2 separate regions of the Homo sapiens genome follow, and region 2 is linked to region 1. Evidence: chromatin loops called from intact Hi-C (ENCODE). Cell type or tissue: heart right ventricle. All regions are shown on one strand. Links, peaks and the distances in the headings refer to the core of each region. The heading gives the core; the rest is flanking DNA.

Region 1 (8,323 bases), core at 299-8,298:
AAATGATTCCATTGGTTGCCTCCAAACCACATGCTCTAGGCCCCATGGCACTCAGCCTCCCTCCCAATTTCCCATTTCTGTGTTGAAAATAAGAGCTTTGGGTTGGCAGGAGTGAGGACATTCTGAGAAGGCAGAGTTCAGCCTGGCATAGGAACATTTGGGATGATCAGATCTCAGACGGTGGACAGAGCTGCGGGAGGCATCTAGCTGAGCCACCAGGCAGGGTGGAGGGTGTGAAAAAGGTCTCTCGAGGGCCATCAGAGGATGGGAGTCGGTCTGCCAAACCAAGAGAGGAGCTGCACAGCAGTGTGTGCTGCCTGGGGAGACAGGCTGCTGCTGTTCTGGGCAAAGCAGGCCAGCTCCAAGCCTTCTCAGGCCATATGAAGATAAATTAGGTAGGATGCATATAACCAGCTCCCTCTCCCCAGGGGCATCCTCCTTTACCCAAACCTGTCTCCCACCTCCGCCTCCATGGCTCTGGCTTGAGTTATGCCAGCAGGTGGGACCCTGCTTTAGCCTTTAGCCTGAGCCTTTACATTCCCTGCCGCACTCACCTTCCACCTTTACCTCTGTGGCTCACTGAGCTGCTCTGCCAGGGCTGCCAATGAGATGGGGTCGCATAGGGTGTAGCATTACTATCCAGGCCAATCCCATCAGGCAAACTTTTGCTAACTTCCTTCCCCACCCAGTGGGAGAACAGTTTTCCTATTCCTGGTTCTCTAACCCAGATACAGAATCCCCTGAAGTCTCACAGCTACCCAGGGTGCCTATCTGGGAGAGGGTGCACCTGGCAGAGTCAAGGGGAAGAGCACAAGTTCTCAGTGCCCTGAGAACAAGTCAGCATGTACTGAGAGCATGAGAGTGAGAGAGAAACTCAGATCAAACTTGTCCAATGACAGGCAGAAGCTGTGCTGAGATAAGACGCTGAGGAAAATGGGCAGTAAATTCTAGCTGAAATGGGAACAAAGGAGAGTCTTGGTCTAGTTTCAGGTTAACCTAGGACCGTGCTCTCACTAGCAGGCAGATGGCACCCTGTCAGTGATTATGGAGGTGGTGGAAAGATCACTGCTCTCAGTGGCATCATTTAGTTCTTTGACCTACAACCTAAGAAATCAGATCCCTCACGTGGAAAAGTGAAAGTCACAATACAAGACCTTACAGCTGTTGAGGTCAAATGAGATCACATGTAAGTGCCAGTGCTTAGTAAACTGTATAGGACCATAACGCCCTTGAAGTAGGTGGACAGAGGCCTCCATGGCAGGCACTGGGCTGTCATAACCTCTTATCAAGTACCAGGCCTGGAGCTACTCAGGCTTCACATGCACTTAGCTATAAGGAAATCCTGATACACACTGCAGGCCCTTACCTGCAGCCTGTGGAGCGGGAGTGAAGTGGGAAAGGAGGATGAAAAGGAAGAACCATTCTCTGGAGAGGGAGCACGGGCTGCCAGAAGGATGGTGTAAAGGCTCACCTTGAGTTGCGTCTCCAGGAGAAGGAGCATTTGTGGCCCCCAGATGTCCTCCAGCATCCCATATCTAGGGACAAAAAGGACAGCCAGTTGTGCTCTATCCCCTGTCTGGTTGCACCTGCTTAATCTCTCCCCAGCTTCCTTGTTCTAAGGATGACTCCACCTTCTGAGCAACAAAACATTCCACGGGGAATCTAGACCTTGGATGAATTAAACAGGACTTGGGAGGATTTGCCCTGTCCTCAAGCCATTCTCCTTTCAACCTTTTCTACTTTTGCTATCCCAGCTCCTGAGGTCATTCTCCCCTCCACAGGCCATTAGACACCTGTCTCTAAGGGGTCTCCTTCAAGGCTAGCTCCTAGGGCAGGTTCAGCCCTGGACAGAACTGGAGAATGGCAGGGCCCTGGCTGAAGTCAGCTTCCTTCCTGTGCAGCAGCGGCAGGCCTTGGCAATCTGCTGGCATGGTGGACACAGTTTCCCACTCCCAACTGGGTCACAGATGGGAGAGAAATCTCCCTAGGAAGGAGCCATAGAAAAAGAAAAGCCAAGAATGGACACAAGAGTCAAGGGAGTGTCCATCACTGGCCTGAGGACTGCTGCATGGTCCTATGCTTCCGTTTCCTTCCCTCATGGTTCTTCACCTTAGTTCCAGGGAAAGAGGCTCACAAACCCCCTATCCATTGATGAGACCTTGTTCCCTGGGCTCTCAGCTGGTACTGTGCCAAAGATGCCAACAATATGGCCCTTGCCCCATAATCATCTGCCCATTCGCTTCCTTCCCCTAGAAGAATGGCTCTGAGACAGCAGGTGAGTCTAATAAAAGAGCTTCAGGGTAATATAGAGACCACAGCTCCATTCCTCTCTACAGGAAACTCATAGCCCCTATTCATTCACTAATATTTACCATGGCAACCATGTGCCAATCAGGGGAGGAAAACGCTGACCAAAATCTAGTCCCTGCCTCCCAGAAGCTCACCATTTAATCAGGGCTGCAGATAGCTCTTCTTCATGTATCTCAAAGCTATGGAATGGGTGCCCAGAATATCTTTTCCCTACTTCTTGGCATATCCACATTGTTTACATGCTTTAGGAGGTTCAGAAGCTGTCTTCTTGATTCTCTCATTACACAGTGTGACTCGACAGCGATCTCTCCTGCCTCTGAATCTTCAGAGCAGTAACCTGGACCTCTCTATGACACATCACTTTCTACTTGAATTTTATATGTTTTAAATGCATAATTGATCTCCTCTACTAGACTGTATTTCCTGAGGGCAGAGAGTGTCTTATACATCTTCATATCCCTCACAGCACCCTGCACAGTTCCATGTACACAGTAGGTGCTCAAAAAATATTCATGGAAAGCCAAGCGTGGTGGCTCACACCTGTAATCCCACCATTTTGGGAGGCTGAGGTGGGCAGATCACCTGAGGTCAGGAGTTCAAGACCAGCCTGGCCAACATGGTGAAACCTCATCTCTACTAAAAATACAAAAATTAGCCAGGCATGGTGGCGTGTGCCTGTAATCTCAGCTACTTGAGAGGCTGAGGCAGGAGAATCGCTTGAACCCAGGAGGCAGAGGGTGCAGTGAGCCGAGATCACACCACTGCCCTCCAGCCTGAAAGACAAAGTGAGACAAGACTCCGTCTCAAAAAAAAAAAAAAAATTTCACGGAATATAGCTTCCATATAAAGATGTTTGTTGGACGAATGAAGGCTTGTTCGTGAAATTATTGGATGTTCCCAGATTTTTAAAATACTTTTTTCATTAATTTAAAACTCCTTGTTACAATTTTCTCAATTAACACAAAGCTTGAACTCAATGCAAGCAGCATAGAATTCTTACGCATTCTTTATAACCATGAAAGTAACCAGTCTTATGTAAATACATAATTCTATATTCAGCTGTTTTTGCATCATAAGTACTCACATCCTCTATGAATCTTAAGTATCCACCCTACTATGTGGCATTAAGCCTGCATCCTCCCTAAATGCTGTGTGGTAACGCTATAATTCAGCCTACAGCTGAAGGGAGGCAATACACTGGCCTTGAGCATCCAACCTTGGGTGAAAAGACTCAAGTTTCCCCATCAAAATCAGCCTATAAAACCATCCTGCCTAGCCAGGTGTGGTGGCTCACGCCTGTAATCCCAACAATTTGGGAGGCCGAGGCGGGCAGATCTCTTGAGGCCAGGAGTTTGAGACCAGCCTGGCCAACATGGTGAAACCCCATCTCTAACAAAAAATACAAAAATTAGCCGGGAGCGATGGCACACGCCTGTAGTCCCAGCTACTCAGGAGGCTGAGGCACGATAATCGCTTGAACCCAGGAGGAGGAGGTTGCAGTAAGCAGAGATCACGCCACCGCACCCCAGCCTGGGTGACAGTGAGACCCTGTCTCAAAATAAACAAACGAACAAAAAGCAAAAAACCGCCCTGCTTAGGAGAATGAACTTGCCCAGAAATAAAGTGAATTCAAAAATTAAGAAAAGGTCTTATGGTGGCTAGGGACTATTGTAGAAATTATCAGAAACGATAGTTGGGACCTGGGATAGCAGTTCCTCTATGCAGTCCCTGGGCTAAAAACTTACATGCGTCATCTCATTTAATCCTCAAAAACCTGAGGTAGTATTAACATTATCCCCAATCTTGCAAATGAAGAAGCTGAGTCTCAAGAGATGTCCTAACTTTGCCCAAAGTCACAAACCCAAGTTTCTCTGACTCTAGATCCCAAGCTGAGAGTCTTGCTCAGATCATCCCAGGTCCCCTTCTTTCTTCTTGCACTTGGGGTGCAATAAGGGGCAATGGGGCCAGCAGTGTGTAACATACTGCACCGTAGGAAGAGACGTTAGGATCATCGGTCTCAGCCTCCGTATTTTACAGAGGAAGGAACTCGTAGGTCACACAGAGCCAGGGGGCTGCTCTGCAACAGAATCTCAATGGACACTAGAATTCCAGTCCAAGCCCCATTTTACAGAGCGTGGGAACTGAAGCCCACCGGGCCTGGGGGCCTCCCGGGTTCCGAATCCACCAGCGGCTGAGCCAGATCCAGCCCCGGGCGCACTCACTGCCCTGTCTGATTCTACCTCCGCGTTCACCTGCGCCGCGAACCCTCCCCGTGGGCTGCCAGCGCCCGGGAGTACCTGTCGGCCGCGCGCAGGCCCTCGGCTCGGGGTGACAAGACGCTGGCGCGGGCAAGCGGGGCTTCGCGGGCCACAGCCAGATCTCGGCCTCGAGGACCCGGGTCGCCACGCCAGCCCCTTTCCTCAGAACGCCGAGGCCTCAGGAGCGTGTGCGCGCCGGGACGCCCCAGAGAATTTGGAAGCGCTGGTCCCGGAGGCAAGGCCGGCTTGGTCTCCTCTCCTCAATCCCCCGACGCCATCCCCTGGACCTTCTGCAGACCGGGTCCCAGCCCCAGCGCACCTCAGGAAGAAACAACACCTTCGCGCTTAGCTGAGTCAAGCGGCCAGGACTCTAGAAGGGGCGAGGTTCCCATGGCAACGAGGGAAACTCTTTGCGCCTGCGCAGAGGCGCTCGGCACGCTGGGAAATGTGGTTTCCGGGTTGTCCCTGGAGGCTAAGGGAATGGACACAAGGTGGCGCGCGAACGTTGCGGTCGATGTGGCTAAGCCCGGGTCCCCAGCTGCCGGGCGCTGCGGGCGCAGGAGAGGCCGCGAAGGTCTGAAAGGTAGTTTCTCTGAGGCGTCTGGGATGCGGAGTGAAGAGAAGGAGGCACAGTCTCTTCAGCGCGGTTGATTTTGCCGTTTGAAAACTTGGCCTAACAAGCGGCAGCCCTGGCTAGGGCGAGGGCAGTTGCTTCCGAGGCCCCGCCCCAGCCTGGGCTGAGCCGGGAGCGGCCGAGGGAGGGGGCTGTGACGGTGGGAGCTGGTTCCGGAGGGAAGCGCGCGACGGTCGTGCTGCAAGCGTTCCAGGTCCAGGCTGGGCGACCCCTCGCGCTGCTGAGAGGCTCCTATGCCCGGTGGGAGTTGAAGTCGGGCTCCGGGAGCAGCAGTCATCCTGATCCTCCCACCCGCGAGCTCCAAGCACTTCTGGATCCAGGTCCCGCCTTGGGCGGAAATGTGCAGTCAGTTGACTGCCCAGGAGCCACCTTCCCCGCTCCCGCGTTAGTCTCTTGGAATGAGAATCTAGAAACCTAGGATCTGATTCCGGCTCTGTTAGAGATTAGTAGTTACTTCTCTGAGCCTCAGTTTCCTCATTTCTAGAAAACGATGGTATTGGGGCAGGCGCGGTGGCTCACGTCTGTAATCCCAGGACTTTGGGAGACGGAGGGGGTGGATCACCTGAGGTCAGGAGTTAGAGACCAGCCTGGGCAACATGGCGAGACCCCCTCTTCTACTAAAAATATGAAAATTAGCCAGCGTCGTGGCACAAAAAAAAAAAAAGAAAAGATTTTTTTTTTTGGAGATGGAGTCTCTCTCTGTCGCCCAGGCTGGAGTGCAGTGGCACTATCTCGGCTCACTGCAAGCTCCGCCTCCCGGGTTCACGCCATTCTCCCGAGTAGCTGGGACTACAGGCGCCCGCCACCATGCCCGGCTAATTTTTTTGTATTTTTAGTAGAAACGGGGTTTCACCGTGTTAGCCAGGATGGTCTCGATCTCCTGACCTCGTTATCCACCCGCCTTGGCCTCCCGAAGTGCTGGGATTACAGGCGTGAGCCACCCCGCCCGGCCACAAAAGTGCTTTATAAAGCATTACCTGGAATGGGGGCGGGGGGGAGCCCTCAGACAACCTAAATGTTCATCAATAAATGACCACTTAACTGATGGATTCCATAAAATAGAACATGTGTGGTTATTTTTTAAATGAGGCAAATCTTTTATGTACTATTTGGGGGGAAAACTCAAATGGCGTTTTTCCTCTGCTCTCACACCATCACAATTATCAACACGTAAGACTTTGGTGACCAAAGATATTGGGTTGGCCAGGCGCAATGGCTCACGCCTGTAATCCTAGCGTTTTGGGAGGCCGAAACGGGTGGATCACCTGAGGTCAGGAGTTCGAGACCAGCCTCGCCAGCATGGTGAAACCCCCATCTCTACTAAAAATACCAAAAAAAATTAGCCAGGCATGGTGGTGGGCACCTGTAATCCTAGCTACTCGGGAGGCTGCGGCAGGAGAATCGCTTCAACCTGGAAGGTGGTGGTTGCAGTGAGCCAAGATTGCGCCATTGCACTCTAGCCTGGGTGGACAAGAGTGAGAATCCATCTCAAAAAAAAAAAAAAAAGGTGTGGGGTTTTTCTCCCCACACACCAAGCAACAGACCAGCTGGGTGGCCTCCAATTCAATTCCAACTCTGTCTACCGGGAGATAGTGTCGGATCGCACAGGTTGAGGCTCAGCCCCCAAGACTGCATCTCCCTCCCCTCAGATCCCAGTCAAAAGTCCAGGCCTCCAGAACTTCTGCCTGACCAGCTTCAAGTTGGGGTTCCCACGATCCCCTCTTTCGGTTTGATTAATTTGCTGGAGCAGCTCACAGAACTCAAAGAAACACTTACGTTTAGTGGCTTATTATAAAGGATACTACAAAGGATAAAGGTGAAAAGATGTGCACGGGGGAGGGTGCGGAGTGTGCACACCCTCCCTAGGTGCACCACCGGGGAGGAACCTGCACATGGTCAGCTACCCAGAGCTCCAAGAAGCCAGTCCTCTTGGGTTTTTAATGGAAGCTTCATGACATCAGCATTCCTTACACCAGGGTATAGAGTGAGGAGGAGGGTCTCTCTGGGGAGGGTCTTATAACCCACAATCTGAAAGTGAGGGTGAACAGTAGAGCCCTGCCTTGGGGCAAGGGAGAGGAGGGCAGAATGTCAAGAGGTTGTTTCCTGCGGCCTGCTCCTGAGGCCTGACACACTCAACATTAGAACAAAAGACTGAACAAGGGCTATGAGGGTTATGAGCCAGGAGCCTGGATGAAAACCAATGTATATATAACACCACGGTACCGATGTGGAACTCTGATATGAACCAATTTTCAAAGTGTAGAATAGTATGTTAACATGCTATTGTCTGTATTTTTAAAAAATACACATACCAATATATTTGATTACATAAGCATGGGGTACCTGGAGGGCATCAAAGGCAGCTGGTAACAAGTCATTGCCTGAGTAGATGTGAAGGACTAGAGGACAGAGTAGGAGTGAGATTTACTTTTCATTTTATATCCTTCTTATTATTTTTTGCCCCTTTAGCAATTTGGGTGAGCTTTGTGTATACATAGGGTTTTTTTTATTTTTATTTTTTTTTGGAGACGGAGTCTCACTCTGTCACCCAAGCTGGAGTGCAATGGCGCAATCTTGGCTCATTGCGACCTCAGCCTCCCAGGTTCGAGCAATTCTCCTGCCTCAGGCTCCCAAATAGCTGGGATTACAAGTGCACGCCACCACACCCAGCTAATTTTTGTATTTTTAGTAGAGACAGTGTTTTGCCACATTGGCCAGGCTGGTCTCGAACTCCTGACCTCAGGTGATCCAACCACCTTAGCCTCCCAAAGTATTGGAACTACAGGCGTGAGCCACTGCACCCAGCCAATAGGGTTCCTAATTGTTTGTAGTTTTGTTTTGTTTTGTAGAGATGGGGTTTCACCATGTTGCTCAGGCTGGTCTCGAACTCCTGGGCTCAAGCAATCCGCCTGCCTCAGCCTCCCAAAGTGCTGGGATTACAGGCATGAGCCACCACACCCGGCACCCTCTTGTCTGTATTTTTGATGCGGTTTCCCCTCCAGTCTTCATTTCCCTGTTTGCTGACTTCTTACTTCTTAGAATCCTCCTGGATTCTAGTGGATTCTAGTGAGCCCCACAGCTCTGAGTTCCTGATTGGACCTGCCTTCTGAGATGCACAGGC
Region 2 (8,323 bases), core at 282-8,281, 250 kb after region 1:
CTAAGCACATAAGTGGGTCTTTTCTTTTTTCTTTTATTTATTTATTTATTTTTTTTTTTGAGACAGAGTCTCGCTCTGTTGCCCAGGGGGAGTGCAATGGCGTGATCCCGGTTCACTGCAACCTCCACCTCCCGGATTGAAGCAATTCTCATGCCTCAGCCTCCCTAGAAGCTGGGATTACAGGCACGTGCCATCACACACAGCTTATTTTTGTATTTTTAGTAGAGATGGGGTTTCACCATATGGGCCAGGCTGGTCTTGAACTCCTGACCTCAGGTGATCCACCTGCCTTGGCCTCTCAAAGTTCTGGGATTACAGGCGTGAGCAGCCACGCCCAGCCTCAGTGAGTCTTAAGTCAATGTGAACTTATTAAAACCAATTCAGTGACAAGCCCACCCCATGATCTACTCTGCTCTACAGCACTTAGAACCCTGCAGGGGGATTAGCCAGGTGTGGTGGGCAACTGTAGTCCCAGCTACTCGGGAGGCTGAGGCAGGAGGATTGCTTGAGCCCAGGAGGTTGAGGCTGCAGTGAGCTATGATTGCACCACTGCACTCCAGCCTGGGCAACAGAGCAAGACCCTGTCTGTAAAAAAAAAAAAAAAAGAATCCTGCCGGGGCTTGAGGGGGAGGTCATTCCTAAGAGAGATCTTGGGGTGTCCTGAATCAGATGAAGTTTGAGCACCCCCACTGTCTACCCATCTGGCCAAGCCACAAGGTGAGCAGGGCACTTATGACTCCCCCACCACAGCTTCATTTCTGGCCTGAATGAGTAACTTTCTTATGCTCGGAGGCTCGATCTGAACCAAACCATGAACCAGCAGCCAAAGCTGCACTAAGCTACTCTATGGCCATGTGCTCTGGACTCAAACCCAAATATTCTCCAACTGTACTGTGAGCCTAATTAAAGCTCTTGGGAAGTTCCAAAACCAAACATGTATTTTCTTTTTTTTGAGACAGAGTCTCACTCTGTCATCCAGGCTGGAGGGTAGTGGTGTGTTCTCAGCTCACTGCAACCACTGCGTCGCAGGTTCAAACAACTCTCCTGCCTCAGCCTCCTGAGTAGCTGGGACTACAGATGCGTGCTACCACACCTGGCTAATTTTTGTGTTTTTTATAGAGACAGGGTTTCACTATGTTAGCCAGGCTGGTCTTGAACTCTTGGCCTCAAGCAATCCACCTGCCTTGGCCTCCCAAAGTGTTGGGATTACAGGTGTGAGCCACCGCGCCCAGCCGAACTGGACCATTTCTTTTGCGCTGATACACATGATCCTTAATGAGAACCAGCTGCTGACACCTGTCCCGGAAGTTTCATCAGAAACAGCTCCAGGTGGGGGACTGCTTCAGCAACGTGGGGCCTCACAGCTCAGATTACAGGGCCGAGCTGCCGCAAGTGAAATAGTGTTAGGGGCCAACGTGGAAAACCCTACCTAGATTCCAGTCCCCACTGTGAGGTTTCTTTTTTTAAAATTTTTATTATTTATATATTTTATTTTTAAATTATTATTATTTATTAATTTATTGTTATGGTTCTTTTTTGAGACAGAGTTTTGCTCTTGTTGCCCAGTCTGGAGTGCAGTGGCGTGATCTCGGCTTACTGCAACCTCCGCCTCCCGGGTTCAAGTGATTCTCCTTCCTCAGCCTCCTGAGTAGCTGGGTTTACAGGTGCCCACCACCATGCCCAGCTAATTTTTTTGTATTTTTAGTAGAGATGGGGTTTCAACATGTTGTCCAGGCTGGTCTCGAACTCCTGACCTCAGGTGATCTACCCTTCTCAGCCTCCCAAAGTGCTGGGATTACAGGCGCGAGCCACCACACCAGGCCCCACTGAACTTTTAATCTCACCTGCTCAGGGATGGGAAACAACTTTTCCCAGCTTCCATTTCCAGCCTGATTGCTCTTCCCCTAAGCATACCCTGCACCCAGAATATTCTTCCCTATTCTCCCCAAGCCTAGTGAGCTTAACCTAGCTCAGACAGCTCTCCTCTGTAACTTCCCTGTGTTCTTGGAGCCCTTGATGGTTTTGCTGTTATGCTTTTTATGCAGACTTCTTGCAGATTTTTCTTCTTGCACAAGCCTCAACTGCTCTGAAGTCAGAAGTCAAGATCCTTTTTTTTTTTTTTTTTTTTTTTTTTTTTTGACAGAGTCTCGCTCTGTCACCCAGGCTGGAGTGCAGTGGCGTGATCTCAGCTCACTGCAACTTCCACTTCCCGGATTCAAGTGATTCTCCAGCCTCAGCCTCCCAAGTAGCTGGGATTACAGGGACGTACCACCACATCCAACTAATTTTTATATTTTTAGTAGAGACCGGGTTTCACCATGTGACCACTAGGCTGGTCTCGAACTCCTGACCTCAGGTGATCCATCCGCCTCAGCCTCCCAAAGTGTTGGAATTACAGGCGTAAGCCAACACACCCGGCCACTTTTTTTTCTTTTTTTTTTTTTTTTTCTGCTTTGTAGCCCAAGCTGGAGTGCACTGGTACAATCGTGGCTGGGACAGGTGTGCCACAGCACCTGGCTACACCTTTTTTTTTTTTGAGAAGGAGTCTCGTTGTGTTGCCTGGGCTGGAGTGCAGTGGTGTGATCTCGGCTCACTGCAACCTATTCTCCTGCCTCAGCCTCTGGAGTAGCTGGGATTACAGGTGTGGGCCACCACGCCTGGCTAATTTTTGTATTTTTAGTAGAGATGGGGGTTTCACCATGTTGGTCAGGCTGGTCTCAAACTCCTGACCTCGTGATCCACCCACGTCGGCCTCCCAAAGTGCTGGGATTACAGGCATGAGTCACTGTGCTCGGCCCTGGCCGAACCTTTTGTGAGCACTTACTGCGTGCTAGGCACCTACTAAGCTCTTTGCGTGTGTTGGTCCTCATGACCCTCTTACTCATCCGAAAGTTCCATGGCTTAGTCTGTGATCCATTTCACAGGTGAGGAAGCTGAGGCCCAGAAGAACTTGCCCAAGGTCGTGGAAGCAATAAAGCTGGTTTGGATCCAAGCAGTCCCATCCCAGTGCCTAGATGGGGTGGGCTTTTACCTACCTTGGAACGTGTGTGTAAAGACACCTTGAAACAAGAGGCATAGGCAGGGCGTGGTGGCTCATGGCTGTAATCCCAGCACTTTGGGAGGCCGAGGCGGGTGGATCATGAGGTCAGGAGTTCGAGACCAGCCTCACCAACATGGTGAAACCCCGTCTCTGCTAAAGAAAATACAAAAATTATCCGGGTGTGGTGGCGCGCGCCTGTAATCCCAGCTACTCAGGAGGCTGAGACAGGAGAATCGCTTGAACCCAGGAGGCACAGGTTGCAGTGAGCTGAAATGCGCCACTGCACTCCAGCCTGGGCGATAGAACGAGACTCCGTCTCAAAAAAAAGAAAACAGAAAAAAGAGGCACGACACAATGATAAGTGATGTCGTTTTTCTTGTTACAGTTACCAGTATGACAGGTGGGAAGGGGCCGGGTGTGGGTTCTGGCCAGAGGGACCTAAGAACATTAGGTCCTGGCAGGTGCAGCCCTGGGAGCAGCCACGAGGGGGCATCAGGCTGCACAGGCGGCTCCAGGATGTCGGTCCGGGACCGGGCATAGGGGTTAGCGAGTGATTCTCGGGCACCGCAGGACGAGCCCTACACAGAGCAGGTGGGCCCAGGAACCCCCTTTCTCAGTCCAGGACTCCCAGGCCTCAGGGCCTGGCTTTGGTGGCGCCCGTCTGTTGCAGTGGAGTTCGGCGGTCACAGCCTAGGGACCGGGTCCAGCCCAGCCAGCTCAGCAGCAGGTCAGCGCCCTGCCCCTTCCCGCGTCGCTGGGACGCCCCGAGCCGCTCAGGTCACCACGCAAAAGCCCTGGGTAATCCGCCGCCAGAAGTTGCGACCGCGGCTGCTGAGGGCCACCTCGGCGGCCTCCTGGAAGACGGCGTGGACGTTGTCATGGAGCCGAGCCGAGCACTCGAGGTAGGCCACCGCGCCCACGGACCTCGCCATCTCCTGGCCCTAGAGGGAGAGGTGGATGGGGCTGCGGTGAAGGGGGCACTGGGCAGGCCTCACGTTCTCGCTTCCTTTTCCCGGACAAGAGTGGAAGGTGGGGTCTGCGGAGCACCCATGGCTCCCGTATCCCTGCTTGCCCAAGCGCCCTCATGCACTTCATCATGTTTGTTTTTCTTTTCTTTATTTTTATTATTATTATTTTTTTGAGACGGAGTCTTGCTCTGTCGTCCAGGCTGGAGTGCAGTGGTGCGATCTCAGCTCACTGCAGCTCCTCCAACCGGGTTCAAGTGATTCTCCTGCCTCTGCCTCCAGAGTAGCTAGGACTACAGGCACCCGCCACCACACCACTTGGCTAATTTTTTGTATTTTTGGTAGAGACAGGGTCTCGCTATTTTGCCCTGGCTGGTCTCGAACTCCTGACTTCAAGTGATCCACCCACCTCGGCCTCCCAAGTGCTGGGATTACAGGCGTGAGCCCCTGCGCCCTGCCAGCCTTCGTTGTTTTTAACCTCCGTTCTGGGCCTCTTTGCCTCTCAAGGCACCAAGAAATGAACTTCCCATGAACCCAGACGTGTAGCAGAGAGGGACCCACGGTCTGAATATGTGGGTGCCTGCCTGGGCCCCCTCTCTGGGTCTCAGGTTGGTGGTGGAACTGACTCTGATATGCCTACTTCCTTGTTCTCCCTTTTGCCTGTGGAGGCTCCCAGAATATTCTAGGGACCATTTCTAAGTGCTGGAAGTTTCTGACCTCTGACAGCCTCTAAGACGACCGCAGCTCTGACCTACACCCTGAGCGTTCTGGACACCTGGTGCCACTGAGAGGCATCCAGAGGTCCCCTCACTCAGTCCTCCCCAACTCCCACCTCGGGCTGGGTTTCCTACCCTGTGGTAGGTCACAGGCTCCAATCCGTTTCTTCGGAGCTTGTTCACCAGTGATTTGTCCTTGCGCAGGTCAGTCTTGCAGCCCACGACGATGATGGGTACCTTCTTGCAGAAATGATTCACTTCTGGGTACCACTGCAGGGGGGCGAGGGGGCATGTGGGGGGCATGTGTGAGCCCTGGAGAGTTCTGGCCCTCTCAGTGGACCACTCTCTTGCTCCCCAGCCTGAGCTCTGATATGGATAATCAGCAAAGCCAGCACCTAGGGAGAAACTATTTGGTACCAGAACCTCATCTAAGAATTTACACGTATGGACCCATTAATTCCCCGAGGCCGTGGCAGCAAGTTCACAACCAATCCCACTGTACAGGTGCGGTAACTGAGGCACAGAAAGGCGATGTAACTTGGCCTTGGCTGGAAATGGCAGGATTTGAGCCTGGGGGTGGGGCTCAGAACCCTGCTCCTGCCGTTCTAGAATCTTTCCTCTCTGCAGGGTAAGGGCCCTCATGGACACCCACCAAACTGAGCAAAACATATAAGGAAGTAAGGGATCCTTTAAAAACAAATCTGGGCCAGGTGTGGTGGCTCACGCCTGTAATCCCAGCACTTTGGGAGCCTGAGGCAGGTGGAACACCTGAGGTCAGGAGTTTGAGACCAGCCTGGCCAACAGTGAAACCCTGTCTCTAGTAAAAATACAAAATTTAGGTGGGCATGATGGCGGGTGCCTGTAATCCCAGCTGCTCGGGAGGCTGAGGCAGGAGAATGGCATGAACCTGGGAGGCGGAGGTTGCAGGGAGCTGAGATCGCGCCACTGCATTCCAGCCTGGGCGACAGAGTGAAACTCCATCTCAAAATAAATAAATAAATCAATTAAAAAGATAAAAATAAATCAATCAATCCAGGCCGGGCTCGGTGGCTCACGCCTGTAATCCCAGCACTTTGGGAGGCTGAGGGCAGGCAGATCACCTGAGGTCAGGAGTTCGAGACCAGCCTGGCCAACAAGGGGAAACCCCGTCTCTACTAAAAATACAAAAATTAGCTGGGCGTGGTGGCGTGCACCTGTAGTCCCAGCTACTCTGGAGGCTGAGGCAGGAGAATCGCTTGAACCTGGGAGGCGGAGGTTGCAGTGAGCTGAGATGGAGCCACTGCACTCCAGCCTGGGCTACAGAGTGAGACTCCGTCTCAAAAAAATAATAAATAAATAAATCTGCTCACAAAATGGTTGCAGCAGCTGTCTGCCTCAACTGCTTGCCTGGTGGAGGGAGGGCTGCTCTGCAGAATGTGAGGCCACCAGGGCCGAGTTCTTTCAGCCTGGACTACAGCTGGGGAGCCGGGGATCCCGGGAGGGGGCTTCCTATCTCCAGGAGCACTAAGTCGGCTGAAGTCGGCTGGTTTGGGCATGAAACTTGCCTGATAAAAATTGGCATCAGCCGGGCTTGGTGGCTCAAGCCTGCAATCCTAGCTACTCGGGAGGCTGAGGCAGGAGAATCGCTTGAACCCAGGAGGTGGAGGTTGCAGTGAGCCCAGATTGTACCACTGCACTCCAGCCTGGGAGACAGAGTGAGACTCTGTCTCAAAACAAACAAACAAACAAACAAACAAAAATTGGCATCAAACTACCTCATTCCTGGAAGCAAATGGGGCCTTTGTGGGGTCCCTGGCAGATTCCCCACACCCCCGCATCCACCGAAACTGCCCATGAGAAAGGTTTCCTTGGTGGCTCCCACTGAACCCAGCAGTGAATCCTCTCTTTTTTGAGACAGTCCCGCTCTGTCGCCCAGACTGGAGTGCAGTGGTGCGATCTTGGCTCACTGCAACCTCCGCCTCCCGGGTTCAAGCAATTCTCCTGCCTCAGCCTCCCAAGTAGCTGGGTTATAGGCATGTGCCACCACGCCCGGCTAATTTTTGTATTTTTAGTAGCAACGGGGTTTCACCATGTTGGTCAGGCTGGTCTCAAACTCCTCAAATAATCCACCCTCCTCAGCCTCCCAAAGTGCTGGGATTACAAGGCGTGAGCTACCGCACCCGGCCACCATCAGAGAATCCTTAGCCCTGCTCCTACTGATCCCTCGATAACCCCGACCCTGGGCATCACTCCCTCCTACCTGACTGAGCCTGCACTTCACCCCAGGACCCCACTCTCCTGGCTCTCCTAGGTCTTATGGGGCCTTGCCCTCCTCCTCCTCTCCCTGGGGTTCAGCCTGTGGTCTTTCCTCTCCTCTAGCTGCTCTCCCTTCCTGGGCAGCCTCCCCCAGGCTTTACTGCACCCGTAGCTTCTAAATGTGCAGCTGCATTTAGGCTGCCCAGCTGGACTGCCTGCTCGGAGGAACTGCAGACGCATGCATCGCACTGCCTGCCGGACACCTCCACTAGGATGTCCCACTCCCGAACCCAGCTTGCTCCTTGTCATCTTGGCCAAGGGCAACTCCACCTTCCAGCTGCTCTGGTAAAAACTCCTCCCAGGCTGGGCGTGGTGGCTCACGCCTGTAATCCCAGCACTTTGGGAGGCCGAGGCGGGCGGATCACGAGGTCAGGAGATCAAGACCATCCTGGCTAACATGGTGAAACCCCGTCTCTACTAAAAATACAAAAAATTAGCCGGGCGTGGTGGCGGGCGCCTGTAGTCCCAGCTACTCAGGAGGCTGAGGCAGGAGAATGGTATCAACCTGGGAGGCAGAGCTTGTAGTGAGCCGAGATGGCGCCACTGCACTCCAGCCTGGGTGACAGAGCAAGACTCCGTTTCAAAAAACAAACAAACAAACAAAAAAACTCCTCCCTCCCACCCACATCCAATCCAACAAGAAACTCTGATCATCAGCAAACTCCGCCTTCTAGACCGATTCAGAATCAGCCCCCTTCTCGTCACCCCCACTGCTAGCACCCTGGCCCCAGGCACCACCATCTCTCCTGGTACCCAATGCCCAGAACAGCACCAGAACGAATGTGCTCAATCATTCGTTCTGAATGAATGGGCGGAGCAGCCTGCCTGGGTTCAAATCCCAGTGTTACCACTTTAATAGATGTGTATCTTTGGACGAGTGACTGGATCCGGGAATAATAATACTCCATAAGGTTGGCCGGGGGAGTAAATGAGTAAATACATGCAAGTACCAAGAACACTGCCTGGCACGTGGTCAGTCCTTAAAATTGTCACCGTTGTTGTTGTTGTTGCAAATACTGTCATGGGCTGTACCCTGCGGAAACTCGGAGGCCCTGGCAGCAGTGGGTGAGGGGCTGTGCCATGGCTAAAGGCAGCTGGAGCAGAGGAATTCAAGGGGCCACATCCCTGATGCCCATGAGCAGCCTCTGAGAACCAGCAGCCACGCAGAGCTGCTGGACTCTGACTTGACTGTTCATGCACCTTGGGCGGGCACAGGCTGGGGAGATGTAGCAGCCTCTGGCTCACCCAGCAACCTCAGGCAGAGCCGCCGTGGGAAGAGCCACAGTGTTCGGAGTCTGCAGCATAGG

The links. Peaks named below come from ENCODE experiments on the same cell type or tissue, not always from the same donor. Only the 100,000 strongest peaks of a DNase experiment are listed, where the experiment ranks them.
Region 2: it touches region 1 in a loop (2.1-fold over the local background); 55 of 110 quality-filtered maps call a loop at or near these places.

What each region holds. Positions count from the first base shown.
Region 1 is chr11:67,314,482-67,322,804 of GRCh38, reverse strand. LOC100130987 (a long non-coding RNA gene) reads right to left here and starts at 4,966. Exons shown (of 4, transcript NR_024469.1): 1 at 4,608-4,966; 2 at 1,472-1,535. RefSeq lists a silencer at 4,546-4,595 and enhancers at 4,816-5,245, 5,286-5,335. In heart right ventricle, for the core only: a CTCF peak has its summit at 5,065 (motif pointing right); a DNase peak (open chromatin) is centred at 5,034; H3K4me3 peaks cover 2,416 bases; H3K27ac peaks cover 1,760 bases.
Region 2 is chr11:67,067,093-67,075,415 of GRCh38, reverse strand. RHOD (ras homolog family member D) reads right to left here. Exons shown (of 5, transcript NM_014578.4): 4 at 4,857-4,991; 5 at 3,399-3,981. The coding sequence ends at 3,814. Among named protein-coding and RNA genes, the nearest start is that of RHOD, 14 kb to the right of the region's middle. RefSeq lists a silencer at 1-22 and an enhancer at 995-1,495. In heart right ventricle, for the core only: CTCF peaks have their summits at 3,319 and 3,518 (motif pointing right); a DNase peak (open chromatin) is centred at 3,525; H3K4me3 peaks cover 800 bases.